2 separate regions of the Homo sapiens genome follow, and region 2 is linked to region 1. The links are chromatin loops, found by intact Hi-C in ENCODE. Cell type or tissue: Calu3. All regions are shown on one strand. Each heading gives the region's core, and the rest is flanking DNA. Links, peaks and the distances in the headings are about the cores only.

What was found. Hi-C counts contacts between places; a loop is a spot of excess contacts. Peaks named below come from ENCODE experiments on the same cell type or tissue, not always from the same donor. Only the 100,000 strongest peaks of a DNase experiment are listed, where the experiment ranks them.
Region 2: it touches region 1 in a loop (2.7-fold over the local background); 15 of 110 quality-filtered maps call a loop at or near these places.

Annotation. Positions count from the first base shown.
Region 1 is chr2:111,666,045-111,668,962 of GRCh38, forward strand. No RefSeq gene overlaps it. Among named protein-coding and RNA genes, the nearest start is that of MIR4771-2, 100 kb to the right of the region's middle. In Calu3, for the core only: no CTCF peak of the experiment used is centred there; a DNase peak (open chromatin) is centred at 1,697.
Region 2 is chr2:111,616,481-111,619,398 of GRCh38, forward strand. LOC107985933 (a long non-coding RNA gene) reads right to left here. Exons shown (of 3, transcript XR_001739641.2): 1 at 1,388-2,918. Among named protein-coding and RNA genes, the nearest start is that of MIR4435-2HG, 120 kb to the left of the region's middle. RefSeq lists enhancers at 1-403, 1,127-1,799. In Calu3, for the core only: no CTCF peak of the experiment used is centred there; a DNase peak (open chromatin) is centred at 1,501.

The DNA.
Region 1 (2,918 bases), core at 264-2,763:
GCTCCCCAGAAAACATGTATGCGTGTGTGAGAAAGTGTGATGAAGCACTGTGCAGGCAGGGTTTTAAAGTAGTCTTTAAGGTCTCGAACTCTTTCTTCAGGTGGAATTTTATGAGAAACTGCAATATGAGAAACAAATCATGGGGCTTGTCTCAGACTGAAGAAGGTTTTACAAGTGTAATCTGAAAACCTCTGCTCTGAGTGTGGTCCACATGTGGGATGAGGGTGGTGAGGATGCTGCTGGTGGTGGTGATGGGGATTATGATGGAGGTGATGGTAGTGGTTGTGATGGCAACAGAGGTGGTGATGATCATTGTAGTGGTGGTGAGTGATTGTAGTAGAGATGATGATGGTGATGGTGATGTTGGGACTGAGGTAAAGGTGACAGTGGTGTTAGTGGTAGCGGTGGTAGTGACAGTGATGGCAGGGATCTTGGGGGGGCGGTAGTAGTAGTAATGTTATGCTGATGGGATTGGTGGTGGTGATGGTAATGTTGATACAGGTGATGGTGGTGATGATGGTAATAGTAGTGGTGATGACCATTGATGGTGGTATAACTGCAATGATGGTGGTGATGGTGATGGTGGTGTTACTGGTAACAGTGGCCATGATGGTGTTGTTAGTATTCATGGTAGTGTTGATGGTTGTGTCATTGGTAGTGACGGCAGTAATGGTGATATTAGTAGTCATGGTGGTGGTGACGGTGGTGTTAGTGGTAGTGCTGGCAGTACTGGTGATATTAGTGGCAGCAATGATGGTGACAGCAGCATTAGCAGTACCAGTGGTGATGATGGTGGAGCTGATGGTGGTGGTGATGGTGGTGGTGGTGGTTATAATGGCAACAGTATTAGGTATAGACAAGATTCTACTGAAACAAAGGTTTATTAAAATGTTATTAATTTCAGGCACTCACTATGGTAAAGAAAATAAAGAAGTAAACCCTTTTTTTGAAAAGCATCTGTATTGGTCCATTTTCACACTGCTGATAAAGATATACCCAAGACTGGGCAATTTATAAAAGAAAGAGATTCAATTGGACTTACAGTTCCACATGGCAGGGGAAGCCTCACGATCATGGCAGAAGGCAAGGAGGAGCATGTCACGTTTTACATGAATGGCAGCAGACAAATGGAGAGACTGTGCAGGGAAACTCCCGTTTTTAAAACCATCAGATCTCGTGAGACCCATTCACTATCAGAAGAATAGCATGGGAAAGACCCGCCCCCATGATTCAATCATCTACCACCGGGTCCCTCCCACAACACGTGGGAATTATGGGAGCTGCAATATAAGATTTGGGTGGGGACAGAGAGCCAAACCGTATCAGCATCAGCTTCTAATTCTTTTCTATTTCTCACTGGTATACATATTACAGGCAAAGGCACACAGTAGGCACCAAATAAATGTAATTAATTTGCGATTTTTATGTCTTAAAAGAAACAGCTGATCCAGGAAATTCTGTTAAGATATCCCTAAGCCCAAAAGGACAACATTAAGCGGTGATAAGAAAACTTTTGCTGAAAAGTTATAAAGGTACTTTAAAATGAAAGGAAAAGAGAGCAGAGGAGAGAGGACAAGGAAACCTCTTAAAATCAGGGAGGTGGATACCAGCCCTATCTAGGAAGGAAAAGGAAGTAAGAAAACCATGGAGTGTGGAGCCCCTTGCTGACTCTTAACAGTCTTGCAGGGCAGGCTCTGTGACCTGCATTCCACAGAGGAGAACAGAGGCTCACACAGGCAGAGGCCAAGGCACTGCAGAAATCACAGCCCTGGGCCCAGAGGGCACCAGCCTGCCCAGCTCTCTCCAATACCAGCTCTAGACCGTCAGCCTGAGGAACGAAGGAATTCTATGGAATGGCCCTTCTGGAAGCACATGAAGCTCTGAGGACTTTAGCCATAAGACTTTAGCTGTAGTATCCAATGTGGTCCTGTTGATGGCATTCATGAAATATGCCTGACAGGGGTTGTTTCTCCTCAGATTTTTGAAACTTCCTTGTCCAGTTTTGAGGTAGGCAGTGGGACTCGACTCTGAAGGCAGGGCTTGGACTCCAGACCAGATTAAAGACTGGCTGAGACAGGTAAGAGGCTAAAGTACCTCTCCATAAGACATGCCCACCACTGCCATGTCAGTTTACCACTGCCATGGCAACACCTGGAAGTTATCAACCCTTTCCAGGGCAATGACCCAGAAGTTACCACCCTTTTTCTAAACATTTCTGCATAATCCTCCCCTTAATTTGCATGTAATTAAAAGTGGGTATAACTATAACTGCTGAACTTCCCCTGAGCTGCTTCTGCGGGCACACTGCCTATGGGTAGCCCTGCTCTGCAAGGAGCAGTTCCTCTGCTGCTGCTGTACACTGCCGCTTCAATAAAAGTTGCTGTCTGACACCTCCAGCTCACACATGAATTCTTTCCTGAGTGACACCAAGAACCCTCCTGGGCTAAGCCCCAACTTGGGCGCTCGCCTGTGCTGCATCCATTTGATTTCTGCCTGCCTTAGGTTTTCACTCCAAATGGATTGTGGCTAAGACACCAAGTCTATCATTATGTTCCACTGCAAATCTGAGGCTACACAAAGAAACAGTGAATACATGTACGTGTGTGTGTGTGTGTGTGTGTGTGTGCGTGTGTGTGTGATTTATTCTGAGGTATTGGCTCACACATTATGGAACCTGAGAAACTCCATGATCTGCCATCAACAAGCTGGAGACCCAGTGGTGTAATTCAGACCGAGTCCCAAGGCCTGAGAACCCAGAGAGCTAATGATATACATCCCAGGCCGAGGGTGGAGAAAATGAGTTGAGATGCCCCAGCTAAAGCAGTGAGGTAGAAAAGAGGCAAGTTCCTCCTTCCTCTGTCTTGTGTTCTGTTCAGGCCCTCAGTGGATTGAATGGCACCACCCACACTGGGGAGAGA
Region 2 (2,918 bases), core at 329-2,828, 49 kb before region 1:
CTCTCGCTGTCTTTTCACGTGGTTGTCCCTCTATGAACAAGACCTCCTCGTGTTTCTTCTTTGTCCAAATTTCCTCTTTTTCTAAGAGCGCCCATCAGTTTGGATCAGGGTCCACCCTACCAGCTTCATTTTAACTTAAGTACCTCTTCAAAGGGCCTATCTCCAATTACAGTCAAGTCCTGGCATCACCATTCCCAGTGACTGAGGAGGCCAGAAGTAAAATGAAGATGGTATCTGCCCTCCCCCTGTACCGTGTTAAGCTCAGGGCAGAATCTGAAGGTCACCAGGTGAAGTCCATGGCTCCCTGTCCCTGGGGTTTGAGGAATGCAGCCTTGCTGGGCATCACTGGCCTGCACATCCAGATGCGGCTGCTCTTTCTCACCCCACGCTTGCCCTGGTCAGCCAGAGCCTGAGCACCCGCACTTCAGCCGACAGAGTGCTCACTGGAGCAGCATCAGAGCCCCTCTGTCCTCTTCAGAGGCTGGGTCAGAGCAACTTCACTTCGATGCATGACACCTGAGAGGCACCTGCACACAGGTGCACAGCTGGAGAGAAAAGTCAGCAGCCTGCCTTGCCAGAGGGCAGACAGACCACGCTTGGACTTCAGTTTCCAGGCGGAACAAAAGGATCTCCACATTTTTTACCTTAAAAATTAATTGACAGGTCCTGTCTGTTCCCAAGTGTCTAACATCTAAGAGGGTTGGGTTCATAGTCTGGCTGAGGATATCCTTTCCCTCCCCTCCCATTTTTACTGTAAAAACATTTTGACTAGAAAAAGAAAACCTCTTATATACTCACTATCCCAGGCAAGATTCTTCTTTTTTCTTTTTCCTCTCTGGTTGTTTTTTTTGTTTTGTTTTTTTGTTTTTTTTTTTCATTTCCTTACATTCTCTGTGCATTTGCCTATGCACCGTGGGATTTAAACAATAGATTGGGAAAACAGTGGAGAGGGCACTGAGGGTGCCCTTTTGTGGTAGAAATTGATTTTGCAGCCCTCCCCTCCCCCCCATACACACGCACATACACACACTGGGTATTTTGTTAGTCTTAACCAAAGATCAAAACAACATAGCCTTGACCTTAACTCACAAACAGCCTCCAGCTACAGGGAAAAAGTCTCTGAGCAGGGGGAGTACAAGTCCCACCAGAGCCCTTATTGATGGCAATTTAACAACAGGTATTTTATTTAAGGCCTGCATTTTTCATACAGAGACACAGTGACTCGGCTTTCAGGTATGTCTCATAAGGAAGTAGGAATGGAGAAAAGACTTGGGATTTTGAATATTTTACACAGCTTTACTGATGAACAGTAAACTGGAAGTGATCGCCATGTCTGACTGTAAAGGAATAGTTAAATAAATGTGCCACCCATGAGTAGAATGCATACCTTACGCACGTGTGCATGCACCTTCTCCAGGCAGGAAGAGTTTCCTGTGCACCCCTCACCTCCACCCATAGGAAGAGCTATGGGACCTACAGGAACTCCAGTGCTCCTGGGGCACTCCCAGCCTGTGGCACTGGAGTGTCACGTGGACAACAGAGGGTGGCTTTGTGGTCAGAACAGCATGGGCTCAAATCCAGCTTGGTCTTGCCTTGGCCTGCGTAGCCCGGGCAGCTCTTCTGCCTCCCCCAACCCAGGGAAGTGGGGTTGATGTTCTGAATCTGCAGGGCTCTTGGAGAAGTTACAGGGTGCCTGACACATGGGAGCCAGGCTCTGCCCACAGTCACCCAGCCAGCATGTTGCAGAGCCAGGATTTTAAATTAGATCCAGCCAGTTCCAGAATCATTACTTTTTCCGTTCCGTATGCATACCAGGCTGCCTCTTTCTAGATTATCCTCCAAAAAGCCCTGGGGAGGCGGCAGCAGCATGAGCGGCAGACAGGCGGCCAAGAAGTGAGGCCCCAGACAGGGATCTGAGCGTGATCTTTGCCCTTGGGACGCAAGGCATCCATCCAAGAGGTCACAGAAATCAGCAGCTTTCACCGGGAAGCCCCAAGTCCTGGGATTGGGGTGCTGAAGGGGGATCCAAAAAAAACAGTCATTGATTTGGAAGGAGATGCTGTTCTCCATCTCAGCCAGCTGTTAAAGGGACATGGATTGAACTCCCAGGCAGGGAGGGGCATTTTGTTTCCCTTGGCCACATCAGCATGTTTTTACAGTTGAGAGAGCAGGAGATGACTCTCCAGCCTGTGGCAGAGAGAAAGTGCCCTTGGCCCAACTCCGTGGAAGATGTTCCCCACCCCCCTTCCAGGAGAAGCTCCTGCTGGTGGATGCACGAACCCAGCTGGTGGCGACACAAGGCCAGTGGGCACTCTCTGCCTTGCTGAGGCCTCAGCCTCCTGGCTGCGAAGGCCCCGGGTTCCCCTCTGCAGCCAAGTCTTTACTTCCCCTTCACCCTGAAAAACGTCTTCACAGACTATCATTCTTGGTCTCTTGACTGCCTTTCTCCGGTTTCCTTTCACAATCCCTCAGAGATGGGACATCTCTCCAGAGGACGCCTGGGTTGTGAGGATCTATGGTCAGAACATTTTGGTCAATGACAGATTACATACACCACAGTGGCTCCCTCAGATTATAAAGGAGCTGAATAATTCCTATCACCAAGTGACAGTGCTATGCCATCTAAGCTTGTGTAAGTACACCCTGTGATGTTCACACAATGACGAAATCACCATTGTTAAGTAAATGGGTTTGGGAGAAGGTTCAAACAGCTTCCACCTGCCCCACCCTTCCGTTTCCTAAGCTCAGCCATGCCTTTGGAGGGTAGCACCTTTGTTTCTTCCACATGTCGCAAATACAGTGACACATGACTGTATTCAGGAACAAGGAGGCTCTGGTGCAAAAAGAACATCATTTCCATATGTGAGTGGGTCTTCTGGGTCCATCACAGGCAGCCAATTCAAGTGGTCCATCCGTCA